Linked DNA regions of Homo sapiens: region 2 is linked to region 1. Evidence: chromatin loops called from intact Hi-C (ENCODE). Cell type or tissue: PC-9. All regions are shown on one strand. Links, peaks and the distances in the headings refer to the core of each region. The heading gives the core; the rest is flanking DNA.

Region 1 (15,299 bases), core at 2,993-10,992:
TTATTAGGTATGGCAGGTGTTACCCTTCCGGTTCTGTTTTCCCCAGGCCAGCATCCTTCAGAAAAAGCATCCCCGAGGAGGAAGACGAATCGTTAAACATCTGAAAGGGTCAGGTGAGTATCCTTTTTTTTTTATATTAAATGATATGTGTTTATAAGACTTAAGACCAAACATTAAAGGTAGATGACCAAGATTTGAGTCCTGTTTCTGCCTCTTAGCTTTTTGAGCCTTCTGAAGATAGGCTTGTGAGGAGGGTGAAATGCATTAACACGCATAAAACCCATAGACGCGCACCCCTGAGTGGGAGTGCACAGTGAGTGCTGCTGTTTTGTGCTAAGTCTGGATGTCTGTACATCAGGAGCAACGTACATATGAAGGTAACTGGGATGGGTGTTTGCAGGTTCACAAAATGAACCACAGCCTCAAATGGCCTAGAACTGTTATCCTTAACCTGAGGGCCTGCCTTTAACTCCACTTACAACTTTCCAAGGGACATTCTGTGTATATTTACTGTATGTGATTATCAGTGTTAGTGTATCTGTCCCCCACCACCACCACCCTAAGGAGATACTCTGTAATTTCATGGCATTAAGAAGGATGGACATGCCCCAAAGACATTTAGACCCATTGGTCTACAATCGAAGGCTGTGTACCTTGACCACAATTATTGTTCAGGATGGTGGAAATGGTTAAGTAATTATACCACGTTCATTTCATGGAATACTCTGCAGCTACAAAGAAGTAAGTTTAGTTATAACCGTAAGAAAGAAAAATGCACCTGACATAATATTAAACACTACTAATAGTTATTAACAATAGTAAATGAAGGAAATGCTTCAGTTGCCTACAAATTCCATTGAATAAGATTTTTGTAAATACCTTATCCAACATGACATTTTAGTATATTATTTAGGATTATTCATGAATCCTTCAAAAGAGAGGAGCCTGGCCACATTTATTGAGCGCATTTTTGTACCATACTCTATTGTGTTTTGCACACACTCCTTAATTTATTCTTACCTTAGTCTGTAACAAAGTACCATAGACCGGTGGCTGAAACCACAAACATTTATTGCTCACAGTTCTGGAGGCTGGAAGTCTGAGAAGAGGGTACCAGCATGGTCAGGTTCTGATGAGGGCCCTTTTCCAGGTTGGAGACTGTCACCATCTTGCTGTGTCCTCTCACGGAGGACATGTGTGTGCTTGGAGGCTCTTTGGCAGAGCTCTAGGAGGTGTGTGTGCTTGGAGGCTCTAGGAGATAGTCTTTTTTTTTCTGTAATTGAGATGGAGGCTTGCTCTGTTGCCCATGCTGGAGCGCAGTGGCACAATCTTGGCTCACTGCAACCTCCACCTCCCAGATTCAAGTGATTCTCCCGCCTCAGCCTCCCGAGTAGCTGGGATTACAGGCACATGTCACCATCCGCAGCTAATTTTTGTATTTTTAGTGGAAACAGGGTTTCTCCTTGTTGATCAGGCTGGTCTCGAACTCCTGACCTCAGGTGATTAATTAGCCGGCCTCAGCCTCCCAAAGTGCGGGATTACAGGTGTGAGCCACCGAGCCTGCCCTGTGGGAGGTATTTTATGTCCTTGCTTTTGCTGGCTTCTAGACACTGCCCCACATGCCTTGGTTTGTGACCCCTTCTTCCATCATCAAAGCTGCAAAGACAGGCCAAGTCCCTTTTCCATCACGTCACTCTGACCCTACTTCTTTCTGTTCATCTCACCCTCTTCTCATTTTGAGGACCCTGGTGATTACATTAGGCCCGCTGAGGTAACTCAGGATAATCTTCCCTATTTTAGTGTCAGCCCATTAGCAATTTTAGTCCGCCTGCAACCTTAATTCCCCTTTGCCATGTAAGGTAATATCATCATAGGTGCCAGCATTACCATATTGACATGTTTGAGAGAGGCAACGAGAGAACAATAATCATATTTCTTTTCTTTTTTTTTTTTTTGAGACAGAGTTTCGCTCTTGTTGCCCAGGCTGGAGTGCAATGGCGTGATCTCAGCTCGCCGTAACCTCTGCCTCCTGGGTTCAAGCAATTCCTGCCTCAGTCTCCTGAGTAGCTTGGATTACAGGCATGCGCCACCACACCCAGCTAATTTTGTATTTTTAGTAGAGACGGGGTTTCTCTTTTGTTGGTCAGGCTGGTCTCGAGCTCCCGACCTCAGGTGCTCTGCCTGCCTCGGCCTCCCAAAGTGCTGGGATTACAGGCGTGAGCCACCGTGCCCGGCCTATATTTCTTCTTTTATGTGTTTTTGTTTTGTTTTGTTTTGTTTTTTCCTTATAGACAAGGTTGTGTTCTGTTGCCCATGCTGGAGTGCAGTGGGTTGATAATAGTTCACAGCAGCCTCAATCTCCTGGGCTAAAGTGGTCTTCCCACCTCGGCCTCTCAAGTACCTGGGATTACAGGCACCAGCCACTGTACCCTGCTCCTATCTTGTTATATTTCTTATAATAGGATTAATGCAGGCCTGCTGGGGGCAAAGAAAGAAACAGTCCCTAAGGAGCCCTTAAAGAAGAATCTCCAAATTACCCATAATTGTACCATCCAGAGATAATCACTGATGAACATTTTAAATGGCCAGCACTTTGGGAGGCCAAAGCGGGATGATCACTTGAGGCCAGGAGTCTGAGACCAGCCTGGGCAACAGTGAGACTCCATCTCTACTAAAATAAAAAATTGAAAAAGATTAGCCAGGCATGGTGATGCATACCTATAGTTTCAGCTACTCAGAAGGCTGCTGTGGGAGGATCACTTGGGCTTAGGGGTTCCAGGCTGCAGTGAGCCATTGCACTCTAGCCTGGGCAACAAAGGGAGACAGTGTCTCAAAAAAAAAAACAAGAAAAAAACATCTGAAATGGTATTTATGTTTCTAGGCCTCTTCTTTGCCTCTAAGCATGTGTGTGTTTTGTTTTTGGAGTATTGAATCTTGCTAATTCATCATAAATGAGTCAGAGACTCCAAATCTTAATTTATAAAAGGAATCCAACCCAGCCATGAGTCGCATTACACCTGTGTGTGTGTTGGGAGGGGAAGGGCTATGCCAGTGATCTTTGCCTTGTTTTGAAATATCTCACATATTTCTACCTTGTAGGATTAGAAATCCATCATCTGAATCTAACCTATGGTAACAAATTTTCAAGAAAGACAGCCTTTTAGAATTAGATTATAGAATGTTAATGTTCCTTTCCCAGGACATCACAATAATCACCCATGAACACTAATCACTGGGTGCCTTGCAGATACGGACTTTCCATGTGACATTAGCAAGATTATTTGTACAAGTAACAAATATGGGCTGTATAAGTAACATTTCCAAGATAGAAAAAGAATTAGATGACAGTATCTCATATGTATCTCCCTTATCCCGTGGAACACAAAATTCAGCCTCTTGCTAATGTTCTCAACTTGGCATCTTCTCAGATTAGAGTCATTAAATTAGATTTTCTTATGCAGAACAATGTCTCTGTCCCCCTAGTTGCTGATGGAAAGGGAACATTTCCTCGTTATATTTCTTAGAATCTCTTTTGCTAATGTATTCATTTTGTTAAACAAAATGAATTTCATTCTTAACATCAGACTCTGAATGTTATTTTTGGTTAATATTGATTACGCAGACAGCGGGTTCAAGGAAGGCACTTTTGTTTTTCTTGAGACAGAGTTTCGCTCTGGTTGCCTAGGCTGGAGTGCAATGGCGCAATCGCGGCTCACCGCAACCTCTGCCTCCCGGGTTCAAGCGATTCTCCTGCTTCAGCCTCTTAAGTAGCTGAGATTACAGGCAAGTGCCACCACGCCCAGCTAATTTTGTATTTTTAGTAGAGACAGGGTTTTTCCATGTTGGTCAGGCTGGTCTTGAACTCCCGACCTCAGGTGATCCACCTGCCTCAGCCTCCGAAAGTGCTGGGATTACAGGCATGAGCCACCGCGCCCAGTGGCACATTTTACCATTAGAAAAAAAAGGAGGGGGCCAGGCATGGTGGCTCACACCTGTAATCCAAAGCACTTTGGCAGGCTGTGAGGCAGGAGGATCGCTTGAGCCCACAAGTTCAAGACCAACCTGGGCAACATGGTGAGACCCTGTCTCTATTATGAATTTTTTTATTTTTTTGAGACGGAGTCTCGCCCTGTCTCCCAGGCTGGAGTGTAATGGTGCAATCTTGGTTCACTGAACCTCCACCTTCCAGTTCAAGCAATCCTCCTGCCTCAACCTCCTGAGTAGCTGGGATTACAAGCGCGCACCACCATGCCCAGCTAGTTTTTTGTATCTTTAGTAGAGACGGGGTTTCACCACGTTGGCCAGGCTGGTCTCAAACTCCTGACCTCGTGATCCGATCCGCCTGCCTTGGCCTCCCAAAGTGCTGGGATTACAGGCATGAGCCACCACGCCCAGCCTTATTATGAATTTTTTAAAAATAAAAACTATAAAAAGAAAAACTTTTTTTAAAGAAAAAAAGCAAGGAGATTGGCCGACATGAGTTGGTCTTCAATAATAACAGGTAACTTCTATTACACAAATGTCACATATTATTGAGTGTTTTACATAGATTATCATACTTGCCAGTTGTAACAATCATACCATGTAGTACTTTTATTACATTTTATCAGTGACGAAACAGACACTATGAGGCTAACTGCCAGGGTTCAGATTCACATCTCTAAAGTCAGACCACACAACCTGTATTCTTAATTTCATCAAAACATCTCTGCCCAAATTATATACACCTTTTTAATCTACCTTCTTCACTTGGTAATTCATCATAAAAATTTTCTCAAGCCAGACGCGGTGGCTCATGGCTGTAATCCCAGCACTTTGGGAGGTCGAGGTGGGCAGATCACAAGGTCAGGAGATCGAGACCGTCCTGGCCACCATGGTGAAATCCCATCTCTACTAAAAATACAAAAATTGGCTGGGCGTGGTGGCATGCACCTGTAGTCCCAGCTACTCGGGAGGCTGAGGCAGGAGAATCGCTTGAACCCGGGAGGCGGAGGTTGCAGTGAGTTGAGATCACGCCACTGCACTCCAGCTTGGCCAGAGCAAGACTCCGTCTCAAAAAAAAAAAAAAATTCTCAATAAGAATCGATATTATTAGGCCGGGTGTGGTGGCTCATGCCTGTAATCCCAGCACTTTGGGAGGCCAAGGTGGGCGGATCACGAGGTCAGGAGATGGAGACCATCCTGGCTAACACGGTGAAACCCCATCTCTACTAAAAATACAAAAAATTAGCCGGGCGAGGTAGTGGGCACCTGTAGTCCCAGCTACTCGGGAGGCTGAGGCAGGAGAATGGCGTGAACCCAGGAGACAGAGCTTGCAGTGAGCCGAGATCACGCCACTGCACTCCAGCCTGGGCGACAGAGCAAGACTCCGTCTCAAAAAAAAAAAAAAAGAATCAATATTGTTAGTATTCCATGCCATCATATAGCAGACCATAATTTAACCCATCCTCTACTGTGAGATACTGCTATTTTTTTCGTTGTTGAAACTGTATTCTCTGGAAATCATAGATAAGATCAAGGAGGGAATCTGTGTCACTATCCTGGCTGTGATACTGTACTGCAGTTTTGTTTTTCTTTTTTTTGAGACGGAGTCTTTCTCTGTCACCCAGGCTGGAGTGCAGTGGCACAATCTCAGCTCACTGCAACCTCCACCTTCTGGGTTCAAGCAATTCTCCTGCCTCAGCCTCCTGAGTAGCGGGGATTACAGGCTCCCACCACCATAGCCAGCTAATTTTTGTATTTTTAGTAGAGACGGGGTTTCACCATGTTGGCCAGGCTGGTGTCGAATTTGTGATCTGCCTGCCTTGGCCTCCAAAAGTGCTGGGATTACAGGCATGAGCCACCATGCCCGGCCTGTACTGTAGTTTTATAAGGTATCACTACTGGTGTAAGTCAGGTTAAGGGTGCACTGGATCTCTCTGTATTATTATTTACAACTACATGTGAATCTACAGTTATCTCAGTTTTTTAGAAAAATAACTTACCTAGAAAAAAATTTTTCTTGATCGCTCTTTCACATACATTTATGTACTTCTGTTTTCTTGTCTTTCTAACTGTTTCCTCCTCCTGGACCCATAAATTCCACATGTGGAATTTTGAGTCAAAATTAGATGTTTGTTAAGGGCCCGCACTATGCCACACCCTGTGACGTTAGTACTTGGAATGAGAGCGTGACTAACGGGGCATAACTGCTGCCTGCACATTGTTTACAATCCAGCAAGCAAGGGGCACCGAACAGCAGCTCGGGCAGCCTGTGCTGTGGCCTGCAGAGAATTCCAGGTGACGCCCCAGAGGGCCTAGGAGAGGATACCCTTCTGAGAACAGCCGTGGCTCGCCCGGCATCACCCCACTCAAGAGGCCAGACGGGGTCCCAGCTGGGGTGACACAGCGCCAGTCACATCCACTCATGGACACTCAGTAGGCCACACTCCCGATCACCCAGCCACAGTCCTAGATCAGTCACTGACTCACAGTCTGCCACTTGTATTTCCATTGTCTCTGGGCTTCCTCTGCCTTCACCTTCCAACAGTGTGGTACCTGCCTGAGAGCAGCGGCCCCCAGTGGGACATGAGAGCCAGGACCCTGTCATTAACTGAACCAACACAAAGGGCACAGCCATTGTCATAGATAAGTGTTCAAGCCGGACGTGTTCTCCGTACCGGCTCCTGTGTCACAGTAACGGGAAGCCTCAGGAGTGGGAGTCCTTGTGGAGGGAGAGGTGACTAACTTGGTAGGTGAGTGTCGGGAGCATCACGTGTTCTAGAATCCAGTAAATACACGTTAGTCCCCAAGAACTCTGAAACTCACAAATGCCAGTGTCCTCTCCATTCGGATTGGTTTCGGCTGTGGCCTGGGGACAGGCGTGCCCTGGAGGGTATTTGCTAATGCAGCCTGTGCTCCAGAAAGACCCTAGGTTCTCATTCTTCCTTTCCCCTAGGCTGGCATCCTTCAGAAAAAGCATCCTGAGGGGGAAAAAAAAAAAAAAAAAAAAATTATTATTTAGGTTGGTGCAAAAGTAATTGCGGTTTTTGCCATTATGTCTAATGTCAATTGCTTTTGCACTGACCTAATATTATATATCTGAAAGTCGGCTCTCCACATGAGTTACCTTTTTTGTTCATTAAATGATTTGTGTTTATATGACTTAGGACTCTTTACTCTTTATGGCCCCAAATATCCTCCCTAATAGCAATTTATCCCAGTAATTCCTCCCCAGGGGATGTGGCAAGGGCCAGGCAGGTATATTCCTCTCTGTACCCCCTGGTTGACCAGCCCTCTCCTTTGAGTATCCACAAACCCATTTGTCAAATTGTTGACATCCTGCTGTGTGCTCTGGTTTTCTAAGATCTGATGGTATAGAAAAATCCCCCCTAAAAAAAAAAAAAACAACTCCCTCCTAGAGGTTCATGTTAGCGCGCTTTATTTTACAGTGTGCTTGGGTAAGGAGGGGATTCGTTTTTAGGTGGAGTCAAACACAGATATCTTTGGTCTTTTCCATGGGACTGATTTTTAGAGCACAAGAAAAGAGAAAGTTAGTTTGTTTAGTCTGTACCTGGCAAAGTTGTCAGTTTTGTGAGGCCTTTAAGAGCGGAGTTTGAGCTAATTTCTGTGTCATCAAAGGCAGAGATGTTTTTCAATATGCAGTAAATCGAAATTTGTTCTATTCACTTGGACTTCTTTGGGCGGACAGCTTCTGTTTTTCTTCAGTTCCCCGTTTGTGTGAACTGTGAGAAACCATATGGTTTAATGTTGAGTATGAGTTCTGGATCTAGGGCAGAGGTTGGCAGCTGTCTTCAATGGCAATTTGTGTATGTTTATGGTCTACAGAGGCTTTGATCTGTGTTTATACTGCAGATTAAATCAAGCTGATTAACATATCCCTCCCTCAACTCACTGATAATCATATTTGCAATGAGAACATTTAAATCTAGTCTCTTGGCATATTCAATATTATTCATTATATTTAGTCACCATGCTAGACAATAAATCTCCAGAAATTATTCCCACTTTATCTCCTTTAATCTTCTCATTCCCCATCACCCTCCCAGGCCCTGACGACCACCTCTCTTCTTCTGTGAGTTGGATTTTTTTTACACTCCACATGTAATGACATCATGCAGGATTTGTCTGTCTAGCTTATTTCACTTAGTACAATGTCCTCCAGATTTACCCATGTTGTCACAATAACAGGATTTCCTTCTTTATAAAGGCTGGATGGCATTGCATTGTGTTATCTCTACCACACTTTCTTTATTAATTCCTGATGAGTATGTAGGTTGATTCCTTATCTTGGCTACTGTGAATAATGCTACTGCAGTGAACACGGGAGCACAGGTATCGCCATGACATACTAATTTCATTTTCTTTGGATATATACCCAGAGTGGGATTGCTGCGTCATCTGATAGTTTTAGTTTTTTCAGGCATCTCCACGGTGTTTTCCATCATGGCTAATTTACATTCTAACCAACAGTGTATAAGGGTCCTCTTTTCCTCACAGCCTTGCCAACATGTTATTTTTTTTGTTTGTTTTTTAATAAAAGCCATTCTTACATGTATGAGGTGATATCTCATTGTGGTTTAACTTTTTGTTGCCCTGAATAATAGTAGTGATCCTGAGCAATTTTTCACAGACCTATAGCAATTTGTATGTGTTCTATCAAGAAATGGCTGTTCAAGTTTTCTGCCCATTTATTATCAGGGTTGTTTGGTTTTTTGCTGTTAAGTTGTTTGAGTTCTATGTTTTGTCATTTTTGTTTGTTTTTTTTTGTTTGTTTTCTAGACAGGGTCTTGCTCTGTCATCCAGGCTGGAGTGCAGTGGTGCAATGACAGTTCACTGCATCCTCCACCTCCTGGACCCAAGCAATCCTCCTACCTCAGCCTCCCAAGTAGCTGGGACTACAGGCACATGCCATCATGCCCGGCTAATTTTTCTTTTCTTTTCTTTTCTTTTTTTTTGAGATGGAGTCTCCCTCTGTCACCCAGGCTGGAGTGCAGTGGCGTGATCTCGGCTCACTGCAACCTCCGCCTCCCGGGTTCAAGCGATTCTCCTGCCTCAGCCTCCGAGTAGCTGGGATTACAGGCGCGTGCCACCACGCCCGGCTAATTTTTTTTTTGTATTTTTAGTAGAGACAGGGTTTCACCCTGTTAGCCAGGATGGTCTCGATCTCCTGACCTCATGATCCACTTGCCTCAGCCTCCCAAAGTGCTGGGATTACAGGTGTGAGCCACGGTGCCCGGCCAATGCCCGACTAATTTTTCAATTTTTTGTAGATATGGGGTCTCACCATGTTGCCCAGGCTGATCTTAAACTCCTGGGCTCAAGCAGTCCTCCCATCTCGGCCTTCCAAAGTTCTGGGATTACAGGTGTGAGCCACCATGCCAAGCCCTATTTTGGATATTAACCCCTTATCAGATATATGGTTTGAAATAGTCTCTCCCAATCCATAGGCTACCTTTTCATTTTGTTTCCTTTGCTGTGTGGGAGATTTTTAGTTTGATGTAGTCCCATTTGCTTATTTTTGCTTTTGTAGGATGATCTGGTGTGATAGCTAAAAACTCATTGCCAAGGGCGATGTGAAGGAGAATTTTCCCTATGTATTCTCCCAGTAGTTTTACAGTTTCTGGTCTTACTTTTTATGTCTTTAATCCATTTTGACTTCATTTTTCTTTTTTTCTTTTTCTTCTTTTTTTTTTTGAGACCAAGTCTCACTCTGTCACCCAGGCTGGAGTGCAGTGGCACGATCTCGGCTCACTGCAACCTCCACCTCCCAGGTTCAAGTGATTTCTCCTCCCTCAGCCTCCTCAGTAGCTGAGATTACAGGCTCCTGCCACCACACCTGGCTAATTTTTGTATTTTTAGTAGAGACGGAGTTTCCCCATGTTGGCCAGGCAGGTCTTAAACTCCTGACCTCAGGTGAGCCACCGCACCTGGCCTCATTTTTCTCTATGAAGTAAAATAAGGGTCCAGTTGCATTCTTCTGCATGCAAATATCCAGTTTTCCCAACAGCATTTATTTAAGAGATCGTCCTTTCCCCATTGTGTGATGTTGGCACCTTTGTCAAAGATCAGTTGACCATGAGTTTGGATTTGTTTCTGAGCTCTGTTCTTCCATTGTGTGTGTTTTCATGCCAGTATTATAACCGTAATAGGTCCGTTGCCCCATGAGCACAGCATGTCAATACAGCAGGTTGCAGCAAAGAAAGACGGTTTACTGTAAGGCTGCAGAACAAGGAGGTAGGATGAAAATGAAATCCGTCCTCCCAGGGAGTTTGGAGCTAGGGTTTTTAAGGGTTTTAAAGTGTGGAAATCACTGCTTAAAGAGTGCAGTGTGGAGTCATGAGACAGGAAGATGAAGAAACTATTCTCATGCTGATTCTGTTCCTCTGTGGTTGTCTTCAGACTGCTTGGCATCAGCTATTTCACTGGAATTTGGGACCTGAGAAACATCTTGTGCAATTCTTAAAAGCCTCATGATTCTAACGTTAGAAATCCTATGTATGGGAACAGTGGGGACTCTGTCTCAAAAAAAAAAAAAAAATTTTTTTTTAAAAATCTTTTCATATTGTTTTCCAGTCTGTATTTTATTTATTTTTTGCTCTAATCTTTATTATTTCCTTCCTTCCTATCTTTAGACTCCATTTGTTCATTTTCTGGTTCCTTGAAATGTTTGTTTGAGATCTTCCTTCTTTCGTGATATAAGTATTTACTGCTATAAACTTCCGGCTTAGAACTGCCTCTCTTGCCTTCTTTAAGATTTGAGGATGTTGTGTTTACATTTACGTTTGTCTCAAAATATTTTTACAGTTTCTTCCCTGGCCCATTGGTTGTTTAGCATCATGTCGATTAATATCCACATATTTTTTGATTTACCTAAATTTCTCCCGTTATTGATTTCCAGTTTTATGCCCTTGTGGTTGGAAAAGGTCATTCATATGATGTCAGTCATTGTAAATTTCTTAAGATTTGTATCATGTCCTAACATGATCTATCCTGGAGAATGTTTCCTGTGTACTTGAGAAGAATGTACATGCTGCCGCTATTAGAGAGATGGTGCAGAATACAACTGTTAGGTCCATTTGGTCTAAAGCGTAATTCAGGTCCAATGTTTACTTGTTGATTTTCTGTCCGAATGATCTTTCCTTTGTTGAAAGTAGGATTTGAAGTCCTCTTCTGTCATTGTATTAAAATCTAACCCTCCCTTGAGATTTCTTAATGTTTGCTTTATGTATTTAAGAGCTCCAATGCTGGATGCATACATATCTATAATTAATATATCATCTTGACTGATGGACTAATTTTATTATATAATGACATTCTTTGCCTCTCTTTACAGTTTTTGATTTAAAGTCTATTTTGTCTTTTTTTTTTTTTTTTTTTTTTTTTGAGTTAGAGTCTCGCTGTATCACCCATGCTGGAATGCATTGGCCCGATCTTGGCTCACTGCAACTTCCGCCTCCCAAGTTCAAGCGATTCTCCTGCCTCAGCCTCCCGAGTACCTGGGATTACAGGCTCCTGCCACCACGCCAGGCTAATTTTTGTGTTTTTAGTAGAGATGGGGTTTTGCCATGTTGGCCATACTGGTCTCAAACTCCTGACCTCAAGTGACCTGCCCACCTTGGCCTCCCAAAGTGCTAAGATTACAGGCGTGAGCCACCATGCCTGGCCGTTAATCTTTTTTTTTTTTTTTCTTTTTTTTTGAGACAGAGTCTTGCTCTGTCACCCAGTCTGGAGTGCAAGGTGCAATCTCGGCCCAACCTCCGCCTCCCGGGTTCAAGCTCTTCTCCTACCTCAGCCTCCTGAGTAGTGTGCACCACTATGCCTAGCTAATTATTGTATTTTTTAGTAGAGATGGGGTTTCACCATGTTGGTCAGGCTGGTGTCGAACTCCTGACTTCGTGATCCACCCACCTTGGCCTCCCAAAGTGCTGGGATTACAGGCTTGAGCCACTGCGCCTGGCCAATCATTTTTTAAAATTAGGACTCCCTTAACTTTCACTCCTTATAACGGGATTAATGCAGGCCAACTGCAAAAAAATTCAGTCCTCTAAGGAGTTCATAAAGAAGAATCTCAAAATTAATTACCCATAATTCCATCTAGAGATAATTACTGTTAATCATATTTGGTATATATGTTTATAGTCCTCCACTTCCCCTCTAAACATGTATGTGCTTTTGTTTCTGGAACATTAAATCCTTCTAATTGATAAAGTAAATGAATCAAAGACTTTCCAAATGGTAGTTTGTGAAAGGCATCCAGCCCAGCCACGGGTCACGTTATACCTGTGAGCATGTGGGGATGGGAGGGGTGTGCCAGTGATCTTTGTCTTGTTTTGGAAAACCTCTCATATATTTACACCTTATAGGAGTAGAGACACATCATCTGAAACTAATCCCATGGCAACAAATTATCAAAAAATATAGTGCACCCTTGGAATGAGTTCTGCATCTGTGGATTCAGCCACAGATCAAAAATATCCTTGGGAAAAAAAATAGGAGGTTTGCATCCTATTTTACAGATGCTAACATCTGTATTGAACATGTACAGACTTTTCTTCTCATTATTCTAAACCATACAGTATGAAAATTATTAGCATAGCATATAAGATAATTTATAAAGAATCTAGAATCTAAAATGTACAGGAGGATGTGGATAGGTTATATGCAGATACTATACCACTTTGTATAAGAGTCTGAAGCATTCGAGGATTTTGATATTCAGGGGGGTTCTGGAACAAATCTGGATACTGAGGGATGGCTCTACAGCCTTTCAGAATTAAATTTTCTATGATTTTAATGGTTCTTTCAAAGACCATGACAGTAATCACTGACGCCTGTTGCCTTACAAATCTGCTTGTACAAGTAACATTTCCATGATTATATGTACAAGTAAAAAATACCCACTATACAAATAACAAATCCAAGATCAGTGAAATTGAGTACGATGACAATTAAAATGGTTTGCATAAATGTCCTATAACACATGGAACACATGATTCATCCTCTTGCTAATGTTCCCAGTTTGGCATCTTCTAAGATCATATTATTTGAGCACAATTTTTGATGCAGAATCATCTCTCTGTTCCCCTACTCGCTTGTGAGAGGGAACATTTCCTCCTTATGTGTCTTAGAATATTTTTACCTAACATGCTTAAACAAAACAAATTTCATTCTTAACATCAGGCTCTGAAAGTTCCTTTTAGTTAGCATTTGCTATATTGACAGCTGGTTTGACAAGTACATATTTTAGCATAAGAAAAAAACAGCAGGCCGGGTGCAGTGGCCCTTGCTTGTAATCCCAGCACTTTGGGAGGCCAAGGAGGCAGATTGCTTGAGCTCAGGAGATCAAGGCCAGCCTGGGCAGCATAGCAAGACCCCGTCTCTACCAAAAAAAAAAGAAAAAAAATTACAAAAACTAGCCAGATGTGGTGGCGTGCACCTGTAGTCCCAGCTCTTGGGAGGCTAAGGTGGGAGGATGACTTGAGCCTAGGAGGCAGAGGTTGCAGTGTGGTTGAGATTGCACTACTGCTCTCCAGCCTGGGTGACAAAGCGAGACCCTGTTTCAAAAAAATTAAAAACAGCAGATGAGTTTCTTTTTTAAAACTGGATTCAGGATCAGTGTAATGTTACTGATCTTCAATAGTAACCACAAACTTAAAAAATCTTTACATATTGCCGTATGTATTAGATATTCTGATATTTAATAGCTGAGACAGTCATACCTTATAGTATTATTATCCCAATTTTACTAGTGAGGAAACAAGCAGTTAATAACTGTTAGAGCTCAGATTCACATTCTGAAAGTTATAGAAATTAAGAACATAGAGCCTATGTTCTTAATTTCACCAAAATATCTCCTCCCAAATTATACATACCCTTTCAAACCTACCTTCCTCTCTTAGTAATTAATGATACCGTCTTTCAATTTACATGAATCAGTATCACTATTAGTAAATGTATTTTATGCCATTATATAACAGACTAATTTATTTATTCTGTACTCTACTGTGATATTTTCCTCTATCTTCTGCAAGATTTTCATTTTTAAAAATTACTGTCTTGGCTGGGTGCAGTGGCTCATGCCTGTAATCCTGGCCTAGGCAACAAGAGTGAAACTCCATCTCAAAAAAAAAAAAAAAAAATTAGTGTCTTGAAATTTGCATAACATCAATGGATGATGTCATTGTGAATGTCCTGGCGGTGATATTATACTGTATACTATAATCACCAATTGGTGTAACCAGGTGAAAGATACATAGGCTTTCTCAGTATTATGTGTACAACTACCTAAGAATCTACGGTTGTATCAATTTAAAAGAAAAACTTTCCCACACAAGATAATCTCCAAACATCTTGGGCATACATGTGTGTACTACTCTAGCTATTTCCTTGGGATAAATTCTAAAAAGTGGGATTTTGAGTCAAAATGAGACTGTGGTTAAGTAGTACCTGCAACATCCTGTAGACCCTGTGACATTAGTACTTGGAATGAGAGCGGGACTAACTGGGCATAACTGCTGCCTGTACATTGTTTACAATCCAGCAAGCAAGGGACACCGAATAGCACCTCGGGCAGCCTGTGCTGGCGGCCTGCAGAGAATTCCAGGTGATGCTCCAGAGGGGCTAGGAGAGGATACCCTTCTGATGACAGCCATGGCTCACCCGGCATCACCCCACTCAGAGGCCAGACGGGCTCCCAGCTGGGGTGACACAGCCCCTCTCCCAGCCGGGAACGGGCGTCTGCAGGGAGCAAGATGGACTCAGTGTGGGGCTGCCTGCCTGGAACGCGCCCTGAGGCCCCTGCCTGGGACCGGCCCAGACTACGTTTCCCAGAGGCCCCCCAGGAACTTAAGGCGCTGCATGCTGGGACACGGGGCTTGGGGCTCTGGTTTCCCCAGACATCGCCCTCCTCAAGCCTCTCACCCCTTCCCGAAGCCCCTGTGTGTTTGGGCCTGAGTAGGGCATTCGCTTCCTAGGAGGAACCCAGGGGTGCGCGCCAAGCATGGGGGTAGGGGGACCGCCGAGTGCGCCTGTGGCTTCGGGAGAGGCCAAAGAAGGAAGGAGTGGGAAGGGCGCGCACGCGTGTCAGTGTGTGCATGTGTCAGCGTCTGTGCACGCGCACATGTGTGTCGGGGTCTGGTCGCACATGCGGATCAAGGTCTGGCCACACGCATGCGTTGGGGGTCTGTGTGCGCGTACACGTGCATGTCGCGGTCTGGGTGTACATGCGTGTCAGGATCTGTGTGCACGCACATGCGTGTCGGGCTCTGCTGCTGCCTGCGCGCTCCGGCCGCTGGGTG
Region 2 (15,299 bases), core at 3,565-11,564, 68 kb after region 1:
GAGCACGCGAGGCGTGGGGAACGTGGCACCCAGGAGGCTGCATGCAGGAGAAAACGGGAACACGCATGGGGACTCAGGAAGCAAGAGGGACTGGGGCTTCTGCTCTGTCGCCTCCGTGGGTGAAACGTCTCCTCCCTTTACCAAGGCCCAGGACACCCGAGAACCAGACAGCAGACAGGGAGAGAGCATCCAGCACTGACCTGGAGGAAAGGGCACAGAGGGTGCCGACGGCCACAGCATATCTGATGGGGGCCCATCCAATGTGGACAAAAGCCTCCGGCAAGGGGTTCTCGGGACATATCAGGTAGTAGGGGCACTATGAGGGTGAGCGCCGCTGAGACACCAAAATAGGCCAAGAAGCAGATGAAGATCGAGGTCACAGTGCCCAAGGGGATGGAGCGGTGAGGGTGGAGGCGGTGAGGGTGGAGGGCTTCTTCTCCTGCGGGACAGGTATATGCACCGGGCGGTGAGGGTGGAGGGCTTCTTCTCCTGCGGGACAGGTATATGCACCGGGCGGTGAGGGTGGAGGGCTTCTTCTCCTGCAGGACAGGTATACGCACTGGGCCAGGAAAATGCACGGAAGTGAAGGTACAAAACCCTCTTCCCTCTTCCCCATCTGAGAACAGGGTAGCCTTTAATGAAACCTGTGCCCAGCGGCAGCCCAAACAGTGCCCAAACCCCCGATGAGACAGAATGACCGTGTTACCTGTGGTGGCAATGCCATCAAAACCCACAAATGCAAAGAAACACGTGGCCGCTCCATGGAGAATCACGCCAAAGCCAAAAGGCACAAACCCTCCAGAGCCCAGGGAGCCCGAGCTACGGGGACAGAAGGAACAAGAAACATTGGTAAGGTGTGCAGCCGTCTTTCTGGGACGACTCAGTTAACTCCAACTGCTCAGTTAATTCCACAAGCCCGGGGCCCCCACTGCCATCCCCACTCCCCATCATCTGGCTCCGTCAACCCAGATTCCCCCTATTCCCACAATAGTCCAGGTTCTGCACCCCAGGCCCCACTCCTGTGTCCAAGAGGGCACCTCTGGCCAGTTGCAATGGCTCACGCCTATAATCCCAGCACTTTGGGAGGCTGAGTCAGGTGGATCACTTGAGCCCAGAGGTTGAGACCAGCCTGGGCAACATGGCAAAACCCCATCTCTACAAAAATTTAAAAACTTAGCTAGGTGTGGTGGTGCACACCTCTAGTCCTAGCTACTCTAGATGATTGCTTGAGCCTGGGAGGTAGAGGCTGCAGTGAGCCATGATCGTGCTACTGCACTCCAGCCTGAGGGACAGAGCAAGACCCTGTTTCAAAAAATAAAAATAAGTTTTAGGCTGGGAGCAGTGAGTGGTTCACACCTGTAATCCCAGCACTTTGAGAGGCCAAGGTGGGCAGATCACCTGAGGTCAGGAGTTTGAGACCAGCCTGGCCAACATGGTGAAACCCCGTCTCTACCAAAAAAAAAAAAAAACCAAATTGGCCGGGTGTGGTGGCACGCACCTGTAATCCCAGGTGGCTGAAGCAGGAGAATCGCTTGAACCCGGGAGGCAGAGGTTGCAGTGAGCTGAAATTGTGCGACCGAAATTTGGCCTGGGCGACAGAGTGAGACTCCATCTCAAAAAATAAAAATAAAGGTAAATTTGAAAATAAAAAAACAGGCCAGGCACAGTGGGTCACACCTGAAATCCTAGCACTTTGGGAGTCAGAGGTGGACAGATCAATGGAGGTCAGGAGTTCGAGACCAGCCTGGCCAACGTGGTAAAACCCCATCTCTATTAAAAATACAAAAATTAGCCGAGCATGGTGGCAGGTACCTGTAATCCCAGCTACTCGGAGGCTGAGGCAGGAGAATCGCTTGAACCCGGGAGGCAGAGGTTGCATGAGCCGAGATCGTGCCACTGCACTCCAGCCTGGGTGACAGAGTGAGACTCCATCTCAAAAAAAAAAAGTAAATAAATAAATAAATAAAAATAAATAAAAATTAAAATTAAAATTAAAAAATAAAAAAAAATAAAATAAACCTGTGCCCTCACCTGTGGGTGTCGTTGGACCACCCCAGCTCGGCCCATTTGTAGTCGGCGTCTGTGAGCTGCCAGTTGTGCAGATCTCCCTTGATGAAGCCGGAGAAGATGACGCAGCTCAGAACCAAAAGGTTCACACCTGTGAAGACTTTGGAACCCCAGGCTGACTCCCGAGCTCCCAGAGCCAGCAGTCCTGTGGGAAACATGGAATATCCAGAATAAATAAACCCACAGAGACAGAAGGCAGATCCGTGGTTGCCAGGAGCCAAAGGGAATGGGGAACGACCGCCTAAAGGGTGCAGGGTTTCCCGCAGGGGTGATGAAAACGTTTCCCAATTAGATGGAAGTGGCAGCTGCACAATGCCGTGGATGTACTAAATGCCACTGAACTGCATGCTTTCAAATGGTTCATTTCAGGCCAGGCGCAGTGGCTCACGCCTGTAATCCCAGCACTCTGGGAGGCTGAGGCGGGCGGATCACGAGGTAAGGAGATTGAGACCATCCTGGCTAACATGGTGAAACCCTGTATCTACTAAAAATACACAGAAAAATTAGCCGGGCATGGTGGCGGGCGCCTGTAGTCCCAGCTACTCGGGAGGCTGAGGCAGGAGAATGGTGTGAAGCTGGGAGGCAGAGGTTGCAGTGAGCCAAGATCGCGCCACTGCACTCCAGCCTGGGCGGACAGAGTGAGACTCCGTCAAAAAAAAAAAAAAAAAAAAAGGAAAGAAAAGAAAGAAAGAGAAAGAAAGAAAGAAAGCGAGAAAGAAAAGAAAGACCTTACAATTCATTTGGAAACAAAAAGAGCTCAAATAGCAAAAGGAATCCTGAACAAAAAGAATAAAGCTGGAGACATCATGTTACCTGACTTCAAAACATATCAGAAGGCTCTGGTAACCAAAACAACATGGTATTGGTATAAAAACAGACATATGGCTGGGTATTGTGGCTCACACCTGTAATCCCAGCACTTTGGGAGGCCAAGAGGGGCAGATCCCTTGAGCTCAGGAGTTCAAGACCAGCCTGGGCAACATGGTGAAACCCCATCTCTACAAAAAATACAAAAATTAGCTGCGCATGGTGGCAGGCGCCTATAATCGGAGCTACCCAGGAGGCTGAGGCAGGAGAAGCGCTTGAACCTGAAGACTGAGGCTGCTGTGAGCCAAGACCACACCACTGTACTTTAGCCTGGGCGACAGAGCGAGACTCGGTCTCAAAAAAAAAAAAAAAAAAAAAAAAAAAAAAACAACCAAACCAGAAACAAAAAAAACCCCAAACATATAGAGCAATGGTACAGTATAGAAAATCCAGAAATAAATCCACGTGTGTACCGGCTGGCCACCGTGGCTCACTCCTGTAATCCCAGCACTTTGAAAGGCCGAAGTGGGCAGATCACCTGAGATCAGGGGTTCTAGACCAGCCTGACCAACATGGCAAAACCCCGTCTCTACTAAAAATCCAAAAATTGGCTGGGCATAATCCCAGCACTTTGGGAGGCCAAGGCGGGCAGGTCACCTGAAGTCAGGAGTTTGGGACCAGCCTGGCCAACATGGTGAAACCCTGTCTCTACTAAAAATACAAAAATTAGCTGGACGTGGTGGCACACACCTATAGTCCCAGGTACTTGGGAGGCTGAGGAAGGAGAATTGCTTGAACCCGGGAGGTGGAGGTTGTGGTGGGCTGACATCATGCCACTGCACTCCAGCCTGGGCAACAGAGCAAGACTCCATCTCAAAAAATAAAAATAAAAATAAGCCAGGGGTGGTGCCCACACCTGTAATCCCAGCTACTTGGGAGGCTGAGTGAGGAGAATCACTTGAACCTGGGAGGCAGAGGTTGCCGTGAGCCGAGATTGGGCCACTGCACTCCAGCCTGGGTGACAAGAGCAAAACTGTGTCTCAAAAAAAAAAAAAAAAATTAGGCGGGTGTGGTGGCATTTATGCCTGTAATCCCAGCTACTCAGGAGGCTGAGCCAGGAGAATTGCTTGAAACTGGGTGGCAGAGGTTGCAGTGAGCAGAGATCACACCATTGCACTCCAGCCTGGGCGACAGAGCAAGACTCTGTCTCGAAAAAAGAAAAAAGAAGAAGGAAAAAGAAATGATCCATGGGTGAGGGGTTGGATATCCTAGATGCCGTGACATGATGATCATTACCTACTCCATTCATGTATCAAAATATCACGTGCCCCATTAATATGTACAATTATTATGTATCAAATAAGAAAAAAGTTCCCTTCATTGGCTGTTTTAATTTTATACCACCCTAAGTGAAATATTGCCACTTAGAAAGCTTAGCTGCAGGTTTAGTAAATTATAGTGAAGAAACACACCTGAAGCTGGAGCTCTGCCGGGGGCAGGTGCAAGGGCTGATGTGGAGTCCCAGCTTGTCCAACCAGCGGCCCATAGGCTGCCTGCAGCTCAGGATGGCTTTGAATGTGGTCCCACACAAATTCAGAAACTTTCTTAAAACATTACGAGTTTGTTTGTGATTCTGGGTTTTTTTCAGCCCATCAGCTATCGTTAGTGTATTTTATGTGTACCCGGAGACAATTCTTCTTCTTCCAATGTGGCCCAGGGAAGCCAAAAGATTGGACACCACTGATTGTAGACAAATAAGGAGGCCACCTTCAGACAGAGCACTGTACGCTGTTTTGTTCTTGTTTTTCTTTGAGATGGAGTCTCGCTCTGTCTCCCAGGCTGGAGTGCAGTGGGACCATCTCGGCTCAATGAAACCTCCGCCTCCCAGGTTCAAACGATTCTCCTCCCTCAGCCTCCAAGTAGCTGGGATTACAGGCAACCAACACCATGCCTGACCAATTTTTGTATTTTTAGTAGAGACAAGGTTTCACCATGTTGGCCAGGCTGGTCTCAAACTCCTGACCTCAGGTGATCCAACTGCCTCGGCCTCTGAAAGCACTGGGATTACAGGCGCGAGCCACAGAGCCCAGCCACAAAGTGACCTTCTAAAAAAAACAAAAAATCCTTTTTGCAAGACAAAAAGTGCTCTCATGATAATTTTTTTAAATTTTTTTTTGAGACATGGTCTCGCTGTGTCACTCAGGCTGGAGTGCAGCAGGCTCAAGGCATCCTCCCACTTGAGCCTCCTGAGTAGCTGGGACTATAGTCCCACATTACCACACCCAGATAATTTTTGTATTTTTGGTACAGATGGGGTTTTGCCATGTTGCCTACACTGGTCTTGGACTCCTGGGCTGAAGTGATCCACCCGCCTCAGCCTCCCAAAGTTCTGGGATTATAGGCACGAGCCTCCGCGCCTGGCCCTAATATTTATGGTGGAAATAAGGAGATGATTGCGGTACGATTTCATGCCTTCCACAGTTTATTGACATAAAAAGAGATTTTTAAAAAAAACATTGACAATGCTTAAGGAGGAGAAGAATAACACGAACACACTTCATAGAATGCACTCTGTAGGCAAAGTACGTTAACCGAATAGTGAGTGAGTTCCAAATTTTTAAAGTCCTGTTGCTCACAGGATGGAGGAAGGACTATGTGAAAAGTAAAGTCTAATTCAAATTTGAGGTGAACTGGCTGGGCGCAGTGGCTCACGCCTGGAATCCCAGCACTCTGGAAGGCCGAGGCAGGTGGATCACCTGAGGTCAGGAGTTTGAGACCAGCCTGACCAATATGGTGAAAACCCGTCTCTGTTAAAAATACAAAAATTAGCCGGGCATGGTGGTGGGCGCCTGTAATCCCAGCTACTCGGGAGGCTGAGACAGGAGAATTGCTTGAATCCGGGAGGTGGAGGTTGCCGTGAGCCGAGATCGTGCCACTGCACTCTAGCCTGGGTGACAGAGCGAGACTCCACCTCAAAAAAAAAAGTAAGCTGGGTGGTGCAGTGGCTCACGCCTGTAAAACACTAACACATTGGGGGGCCAAGGCAGGAGAATCGCTTGAGCCCAGGAATTCAAGACCAGCCTGAGAAACATAGGAAGACCCCATCTCTACAAAAAATTTAAAAATGAGTGGGCATGGTGGCATACACCTGTAGTCCCAGCTAGTTAGGAGGCTGAGACAGGAGGGTGGCTTGAACCCAGGAGGTTGAGGTTGCAGTGAGCTATGATCCTACCACTGCCTGGACAACAGAGTGAAACCGGTCTCAAAAACAAAACACAAAAAAGCAGACAGCAGCATAGAAATAGGATTGGACGTGGCCGGGTGCAGTGGCTCACGCCTGTAATCCCAGCTCTTTGGGAGGCCGAGGCAGGTGGATCACTTGAGGTCAGGCGTTCGAGACCAGCCTGGCCAACATGGTGAAACCTCGTCTCTATGAAAAATACAAAAATTAGCCGGCCATGCTGGCAGGCGCCTGTAATCCTAGCTAATTGGGAGGCCGGGACAGGAGAATGGCTTGAACCCGGGAGGCGGAGGTTGCAGTGAGCTGAGATTGTGCCACGGCATTCCAGCCTGGGCAACAGAGTGAGACTCGGTCTCAAAAAGAAAAAAAGAAAAAAAAGACCCCCTCTCTATGTTAAAGAATATTTTTAAAAAAGGAAGAAAGAAAAGAAATAGGATTGGACAAAATGGATCTGATCTAAAGGTCATAGACTGCAGGGGTCGGGCGGACGGGGAACCCAGCAAACCTGTCTCTCTGCATTCCTCCTGGCCTCTCTGAGCAGCCTTCCCTCCTGCTGGGCAGAGGGCAGAAGCCTCTCTGGAATGAGGGTCATAGACCTAAAACCAAACAAGATAGGACAGGAATTCCTTTATGGTCAGTGTTTACAGGGAAGATGGAGGGAAAATTAGAGTCAGAGATTTTAGGTTTTATGGCAGGATTTGGGGAAAAGGGATTCTGGTGTCTATGGCTCACTTTGGGAAAGACAGTTTCTAGTTTCTATGGCTAGCCTTGGGGGAGAAGGAGGGTCAGGAAGAAACTTCCGCTTCTGAAGCTGCTTCGGAAGCCTTTGTTTTGAGGTTATCGGTTTCTGAGCCCCAATATTAGCCTGCCACAGTCTAAGCTTTCAAAGCGCCTGTCAAACTCTTGTGGATCTATGTATTTCAAAGACCAAAATCAACAGCTCACATATGGGGTCCAAGAGGAGGGGGGAGGTCACTGCACGTTGTCACGTGTGAGATCTTTGTTGTTGTTGTTGAGATGGAATCTCGCTCTGTCACCCAGGCTGGAGTGCAGTGGCACCATCTCAGCTCGACTGTAACCTTCACCTCCCAGGTTCTAGCAATTATCCTGCCTCAGCCTCCCAAGTATCTGGAATTACGGGTGCGTGCCATCATGCCCCGCTAATTTTTTTTTTTTTTTTGTATTTTTAGTAGAGACGGGGGTTTCACCATGTTGGCCAGGCCAGTCTCAAACTCCTGACCCCAAGGGATCTGCCCACCTCGGCCTCCCAAAGTGCTGGGACTACAGGCATGAGCCACCGCGCCTGGCCTCTTGTGAGATCTGATAAGAAGTCACGCACTAGAAGGAAGGGAAGAGTGTACTCCACAACCCCAAACGATGCGTTTGGAATCATTTCAAACCCACATAACAAGAGTTTCATACGGAATTGGGACAGAACATGGCCCCTAATGAGCCCCCCTAAATAATTCTCAAGGACCACTTCTCCAATGACGAAGGAGATTGAGGATTTTTTTTTCCTACGTTTATTGGCCGTGTGGATATTTTGCCTTTGTAAAATATGTGTCCAAGCCTTTTGCCCATTTCTCCAGTGGGTAGTATTTCCTTTGTTTTTTTTTTTTGAGACAAAGTCTCACTCTGTTGCCCAGGCTGGAGTGCAGTGGCCTGATCTCGGCTCACTGCAAACCCTGCCTCCTGGGTTCATGCCAGTCTTCTGCCTCAGCCTCCCAAGTGCTGGGACTACAGGTGCACACCACCACGCCCTGCTAATTTTTTGTATTTTTAGTAGAGATGGGGTTTCACCATGTTAGCTAGGATGGTCTCAATTTCCTGACCTCGTAATCTGCCCGCCTCGGCCTCCCAAAGTGCTGGGATTACAGGCGTGAGCCACTGCACCTGGCCTAAAAGAATCTTTAAATTGTCCATGAGCGATGGTGCGTGCCTGTGGTCCCAGCTACTTGGAGGCTGAGAAGGAAGGATCCCTTGAGCCTGGGAGTTTGAGGCAGCAATGAGCTATGCTCTTACCACTGCACTCCAGCCTGGGTGAAAGAGGAAGAAGACCCTTAATAGGCGGACCACGGTGGCTCACGCCTGTAATCTCAATACTTTCAGAGGCCTAGGTGGAAGAATTACTTGAGACCAGGAGTTCAAGACCAACCTGGGCAACATAGCGAGACCCTCATCTCTCCAAAAGTTTGAAAAAGAAAAAAAAAATTTTTAATGAAACAGAAGTCGTTAATTTTATTTTATTTTCTAAGACATCTTGTTATAGCAAAAAGTCCTTAATTTTAATATAGTCTAATTTATATATTTTCTTCATTGTAAAAATTTTTGGGTCCTATCTAGCAAATGTTAGCTTACCTCTATGTAATAAAGACATTCTTCTGTGTTGTCTTCTAAAACAAAACATTGTTTTATTTTCTGATTTTAGGTCTGCAGTTCATTTGTAGATTTTTGTGTCTAGGATTAGGTAGGGTTAAGATCATTTGTGGCCAGGCATGGTGGCTCACACCAGTAATCCTAACACTTTGGGAGGCTAAGGCAGGAGGATCTCTTGAGCCCAGGAGTTTCAGACCAGCCTGGGGAACATAGAAAGACCCTGTCTCTCTATTTTTTTTTTCAGTTAAATATATACTTTTAAAAAGATCATTTGTGGTGCTATAGTTGTGGGTGTTTAATTTGTAATTTACTTTGTTCTGTTGATCTATCTAATTTTTTTTTTAGACGGATTCTTCCTCTGTCACCCAGGCTGGAGTGCTTCAGCCTCTCAATGCCATCATGCCCAGCTAATTTTTTGGACTTGTAGTAGAGACAGAGTTTCACCATATTGACCAGGCTGGTCTCGAACTCCTGGCCTTAGGTGACCCGCCCACCTCAGCCTCCCAAAATGCTGGGATTATAGGCATGAGCTACTGTGTCCAGCCAGATCTGTCTAATTTTTTTTTTTCTTTGAGACGCAGTCTCACTCTGTCACTCAGGCTGGAGTGCAGTGGCGTGATCTTGGCTCAATGTAACCTCCACCTCCTGGGTTCAAGTGATTTTCCTACCTCAGCCTCCTGAGTAGCTGGGATTACAGGTGCGTGCCACCACGCCTGGCTAATTTTTGTATTTTTAGCAGAGACGGGGTTTTGCCATGTTGGCCAGGCTGGTCTCAAACTCCTGACTTCCAGTGATCCGCCCACCTTGGCCTCCCAAAATGCTAGGATTACAGGTGCGAGCCACTGTGCCTGGCCCAGAGCTGTCTAATTTTAAAGAATGTATGAAGATTCAGATTTAGGTTCCTGCTATTATGTTATGGGAAATCTTTTCCTAGTTTCTTCTGATTAATATAAATCCTTAATTTTATTTTTATTTATTTTTTTACTACAGTCCTCTTTTATTACTTTTTATTTTTCTTAATTTTAATATAATGAAAAGTTCGATTTTTCCTGTTATGGTTAGCATTTTTTTCTTCTGTTTAAGAGGTGTTTCCTGGCTGGGTGTGGTGGCTCACACCTGCAATCCTAGCACTTTGGGAGGCCAAGGTGGGAGGATCACTTGAACCCAGGAGTTCAAGACCAGCTTGGGCAACATAGTGAAACCCTTGTCTCCAATTTTTTTAAATTAAAAATTAAAAAAGGCGGGGCTGGGTGTGGTGGCTCACCCCTGTAATCCCAGCACTTTGGGACGCCGAGGCGGGTGGATCACCTAAGGTCAGCAGTTCGAGACCAGCCTGACCAACATGGAGAAACCCTGTCTCTACTAAAAGTACAAAATTAGCTGGGCGTGGTGGTGCATGTCTGTAATCCCAGCTATTCGGGAGGCTGAGGCAGGAGAATCGCTTGAATCCAGGAGGCGGAGGTTGCAGTGACCCGAGATTGCGCCATTGCACTCCAGCCTGGGCAACAAGAGTGAAACTCTGTCTCAAAAAAAATAAATAAATAAAAAATAAAATAAAAAAGAAGTGTTTCCCTAGCGTGAAGACATGAAGCTCTTCTGTAAACTTCATTGTTCTGCCTTTACAATTCAATCTACAACCCACTAGAATTAATCTTCCGTATATATAGCATGGGGTGGAGGTCAAACACCTTTTTTCCATATGGATGTTCAGCTGTCCCAGTGTCATTTATTTAAAAGACTGTACTGGACCTGGCATGGTGGCTCACGCCTGTAATCCCAGCACTTTGGGAGGCTGAGGCGGGTGGATCACTTGAGGTCAGGAGTTCGAGACCAGCCTAACCAACATGGCAAAACCCCATCTCTGCTAAAAATACAAAATTAGCCAGGTTTGGTGGTGCATGCCTGTAATTCCGGCTACTTGGGAAACTGAGGCGGGAGAATCCCTTGAACCTCATAGGCAGAGGTTGCAATGAGCCAAGATCGCACCATTGCATTCCAGCCTGGGCAACAAGAGCGAAACTCTGTCTCAAAAAATAAGAAAAAATAGAGGCCGAGAATGGCCCTTGCTGCCACCAACATGGAGACTTTGTACCGTGTCCCGTTCTTAGCGCTTGAATGTCCCAACCTGAAGCTGAAGAAGCCGCCCTGGCTGCACATGCCGTTGGCCATGACTATGTATGCTCTGGTGGTGGTGTCTTACTTCCTCATCACCAGAGGAATCGTTTATGATGTTACGGTTGAACCGCCAGGTGTTGGCTCTATGACTGATGAACAAGGGCATCAGAGGCCAGTAGCTTTCTTGGCCTACAGAGTAAGTGGACAATATTATTATGGAAGGACTTGGATCCAGCTTCCTGTTTACAATGGGAGGTTTAGGTTTCATAATCCTGGACCGATCGAATGCACCAAATATCCCAAAACTCAATAGATTTCTTCTTCTATTCGTTGGATTCGTCTGTGTCCTATTGAGTTTTTTTCACGGCTAGAGTATTCGTGAGAATGAAACTACCGGGCTCTCTGATGGGTTAGAGTGCCTTTAAGAAGAAATCAGGCTGGGTGCAGTGGCTCACGCCTGTAATCCCAGCACTTTGGGAGGCCGAGGCGAGCGGATTATCTGAGGTCAGGAGTTCGAGATCAGCCTGGGCAACATGGTAAAACCCCATCCCTACTACAAATACAAAATTAGCCAGGCGTGGTGACACATGTCTGTAATCCCAGCTACTCGGGAGGCTGAGGCAGGAGAATTGCTTGAACCCGGGAGGCAGAGGATGCGGTGAGCCGAGATCGCACCATTGCACTCCAGCCTGGACAACAAGAGTAAATCTCCGTCTCACCAAAAAAAAAAAAAAGAAAAAAAAAAAGAAATCAGTGCATACTGGATTTGCTCCTGTCAATGAAGTTTTAAAGGCTGTCCAATCCTCTAATATGAGATGTAGAAAAGAAGGAAGAGCAGCAGTAAAAGAAATATCTAGTGAAAAACCAGGAAGTGTATTGAAGCTTGGACTAGAATTTCTTCTTTATTAAAGAGACAAATTTATCACAGTATTTTCTTTTCCTGCTGACCACATTGCTATACCAATGATGATGAGTGGCATTTTCTTCTTAGTTTTTTATTTCTTTAAGAAAATACAAGCCAGGCGCGGTGGCTCACTTCTGTAGTCCCAGCACTTTGGGAGGCCAAGGTGGGCAGATCACGAGGTCAGGAGTTCCAGACCAGCCTGGCCACCATGTTGAAACCCCATCTCTACTAAAAATACAAAAATTAGCCGGGCGTGGTGGTGGCGGGGCACCTGTAATCCCAGCTACTTGGAAGGCTGAGGCAGGAGAATCACGTGAACCTGGGAGGCGGAGGCTGCAGTGAGCCTAGATCGCTGCCACTGCACTCCAGCCTGGGCGACAGAGCGAGACTCTGTTTCAAAAAAAAAAAAAGAAAGAAAGAAAGAAAAGAAAATATACTGCATACCTACAACTATAATAGCAAATATAGTGATTATTTTTTACAACCCCCTTAACACTTTTTGGAGATGACATTTCTGACTTTCAGAAATTAACATAAAATCAAGAAGCAAGATTCCATGAGCTGAGAACTCTGGACAGCTGGTCAGCTTTACCTACGGAGCTTTGGCTTTAACTAGAGTGTGTGATGGTAGATTATTTCAGATAGGTATGTAAGACTGCTGCCTGAACAATAACATGTATGAAAGGAACAGAAATAAATACTAATTAAAAAACAAAATAAGAAAAAATAAAAAATAAACACTACTATGGACATGGTAGCTCATGCCTGTAATCCTAGCACTTTGGGATGCCAAGGTGGGTGGATCGCTTGAACCAAGGAGTTCAAGGAGTTGGGAGACCAGTCTGGGCAACATAGCAAGACCCCATCTCTAAAAAAAAAAAAAAAAAAAGAGTACTAAAGACTCAGAGATAGAAAAATGGAAATTATTCATATTGTCTCCAGATTTTTTTTTTTTTGGACGGAGACTTGCTCTGTCACCCAGGCTGGAGTGCAGTGGCACTATCTTGGCTCACTGCAACCTCCACCTCCCAGGTTCAAGCAATTCTCCTGCCTCAGCCTCCCAAGTAGCTGGGATTACAGGCATACGCCACCAAACCCGGCTAATTTTGTACTTTTAGCAGAGACAGGGTTTTGCCATGTTTGTCAGGCTGGTCTTGAACCCCTGACCTCAGGTGATCCACCCGCCTCGGCCTCCCAAAGTGCTGGGATTACAGGTGTGAGCCACCGCGCCCAGCCAGTAGTCTTTTATCCTTGTAACAGATTAATCTTTTCTAGGGAAATGGAGACCTTTCATTTTCATGTCCTTTTTACATCCCTGTTGATTGTATCTCTGCCTCCATTCTGTTGATCGGAATGACACTAACTTAATTTGGGTTCTCTAAAGCAGACACTGATACAAAGGCTTCAGTTCCAGAGGTTTATTTAGAATGTGATCCTAAACCAAGAGGGAGGTAGCAGGGAGAGTAAGACAGGAAAGGATGGGGAGCCAACACCTTATCTAAGGACATGTTGAGGCCAGGCGTGGTGGCTCATGCCTGTAATCCCAGCACTTTGGGAATCCGAGGCGAGCAGATCACAAGGTCGGGAGTTTGAGACCAGCCTGGCCAACATAGTGAAACTCTGTCTCTACTAAAAATGCAGAAAACAGGCCGGGTGCGGTGGCTCACGCCTGTAATCCTAGCACTTTGTGAGGCCGAGACGGGCGGATCACCTGAGGTTGGGAGTTAGAGACCAGCCTGAGCAACATGGAGAAACCCTGTCTCTACTAAAAATACAAAAATTAGCCTTGCGTGGTGGTGCATGCTTGTAATCCCAGCTACTTGGGAGGCTGAGGCAGGAGAATCACTTGAACCTGGGAGGCGGAGGTTGCGATGAGCCGAGATCGTGCCATTGCACTCCAGCCTGGGCGACAAGAGTGAAACTTCATCTCAAAAAAAAAAAAAACAAAAAACAGAAAAAATTAGCTGGGCCTGGTGGCAGACGCCTGTGGTCCTAGCTACTCAGGAGGCAAAGGCAGGAGAATTGCTTGAACCTGGGAGGTGGAGATTGCAGTGAGCCGAGATCATGCCACTGCACTCCAGCCTGGGTGACAGAGTGAGACTCTATCTCAAAAAAAAAAAAAAAAAAGGATAAGTTGCTGAAGTCTGTGAAGTGGACAATGAGGGCTTGATTCCTTTGAAGCCTGTTGAAGACTGTTTACGCTTCCTCTTATCATCCCCTGCCTCATCCCCTGTCACAGAGATGAAAGACTGGGACATTTCTGTGCCAAATTTCATCCCACATTGGGTGAGGCTTTCCCTGAGACATGTTGACTTCCTGCAGTTCAAAGCTACTTTCTTCTTTAGACAGGGTCTCGCTCTGTCCCCCAGGCTAGAGTGCTATAGCGTGATCTCGCCTCACTGCAAGCTCCGCCTCCCGGGTTCAAGCCATTCTCCTGCCTCAGCCTCCCCAGTAGCTGGGACTACAGGCACCTGCCACCTTGCCCGGCTGTTTTTTTGTATTTTTAGTAGAGACAGGGTTTCACCATGTTAGCCAGGATGGTCTCGATCTCCTGACCTCATGATCCGCCCACCTTGGCCTCCCAAAGTGCTGACATTACAGGTGTGAGCCACCGTACCCGGCCTATTTTCTTCTTTAGACAGGGTCTTCCTCTGTCCCCTAGGCTGGAGTGCAGTGGTGTGATCTTGGCTCACTGCAACCTCTGCCCCCTGGGTTCAAGAGATTCTCCTGCCTCAGCCTCCTGAGCAGCTGGGATTACAGACATGCGTCACTATGCCCGGCTAATTTTTTGCATTTTTTGGTAGAGATGGGGTTTCACCATGTTGGTCAGGCTGGTCTCGAACTCCTGGCCTCAAGTGATCTGTCTGCCTTGGCCTCCCAAAGTGCTGGGATTACAGGTGTGAGCCACCCCGCCCGGGGCAAAGCTATTTTCCATTTTAAATTTTTTGTTATTGTTGTTTTGAGACCAAGTCTCACTCTGTTGCCCAGGCTGGAGTGCAGTGGCATGATCTCTAAATTTTGTATTTTTAGTAGAGACGGGTTTTCACCTTGTTGCCCAGGCTGGTCTCGAATTCCTGACCTCAGGTGATCCACTTGCCTCAGCCGCCCAAAGTGCTGGGATTACAGGCGTGGGCCACCATGCCCAGCCTGCCAAAGCTATTTTCTATGGGATAAATGACAGCAGAAAGGACCCCAGAGCAAAATACTACAAAGATGTATGGCACGTGCATGAGGTGAGAGTATGGTAGAATCAAGTGAGTCTCTGCTTTCATGAGACTGAACAGTGAGGCTCAGGTTAAAATTAGAGGTGTACAAGAGAGTATGATATGGACATCTGCTACTGAACAATCCTTGTGCTTCTTGAAAATGCTCATTTCCATATTTTTTATTTTTTATTTTTTTTCAGATACAAGGTCTCACTGTGTCACCCAGGCTAGATTGCAGGGGCACAATTAAGGTTCACTAAAGTCCCAACCCCCCGGGTTCAAGCAATCCTCCTGCCTCAGCCTCTGGAGTAGCTGGGACTGCAGTTGCATGCCACAGTGCCCGGCTAATTTTTTTATTTTTTGTAGAGGCAAGGGCTTGCTCTGTTGCCCAGATTGGTCTTGAACTCCTGGCCTCAAATGATCCTCCCACCCGTGCCTCCCAAAGTGCTGGGATTACAGGCATAAGCCACTGCACCCAGCCTCATTTCTATATGTAAGTTCATTTAGTCATTAAGTCTTGAAGCAAAGATCCAGCCACGATCTATATAAAATTTTCAATACAGGCCAGGCATGGTGGCTCACG

Evidence for each region. Peaks named below come from ENCODE experiments on the same cell type or tissue, not always from the same donor. Only the 100,000 strongest peaks of a DNase experiment are listed, where the experiment ranks them.
Region 2: it touches region 1 in a loop (8-fold over the local background); 1 of 110 quality-filtered maps calls a loop at or near these places.

The regions. Positions count from the first base shown.
Region 1 is chr19:53,539,170-53,554,468 of GRCh38, forward strand. ZNF331 (zinc finger protein 331) reads left to right here. Exons shown (of 6, transcript NM_001079906.2): 2 at 47-113. Among named protein-coding and RNA genes, the nearest start is that of ZNF331, 8.7 kb to the left of the region's middle. RefSeq lists enhancers at 14,675-14,724, 14,795-14,994. In PC-9, for the core only: no CTCF peak of the experiment used is centred there; a DNase peak (open chromatin) is centred at 6,152; H3K27ac peaks cover 2,140 bases.
Region 2 is chr19:53,606,236-53,621,534 of GRCh38, forward strand. It overlaps a transcript of DPRX not described here, the pseudogene LOC100422610 and the pseudogene OSTCP3. Among named protein-coding and RNA genes, the nearest start is that of DPRX, 18 kb to the right of the region's middle. RefSeq lists enhancers at 1-357, 5,522-6,515, 6,516-7,510, 7,511-8,504, 12,713-13,213. In PC-9, for the core only: no CTCF peak of the experiment used is centred there; a DNase peak (open chromatin) is centred at 6,666; H3K4me3 peaks cover 892 bases; H3K27ac peaks cover 1,680 bases.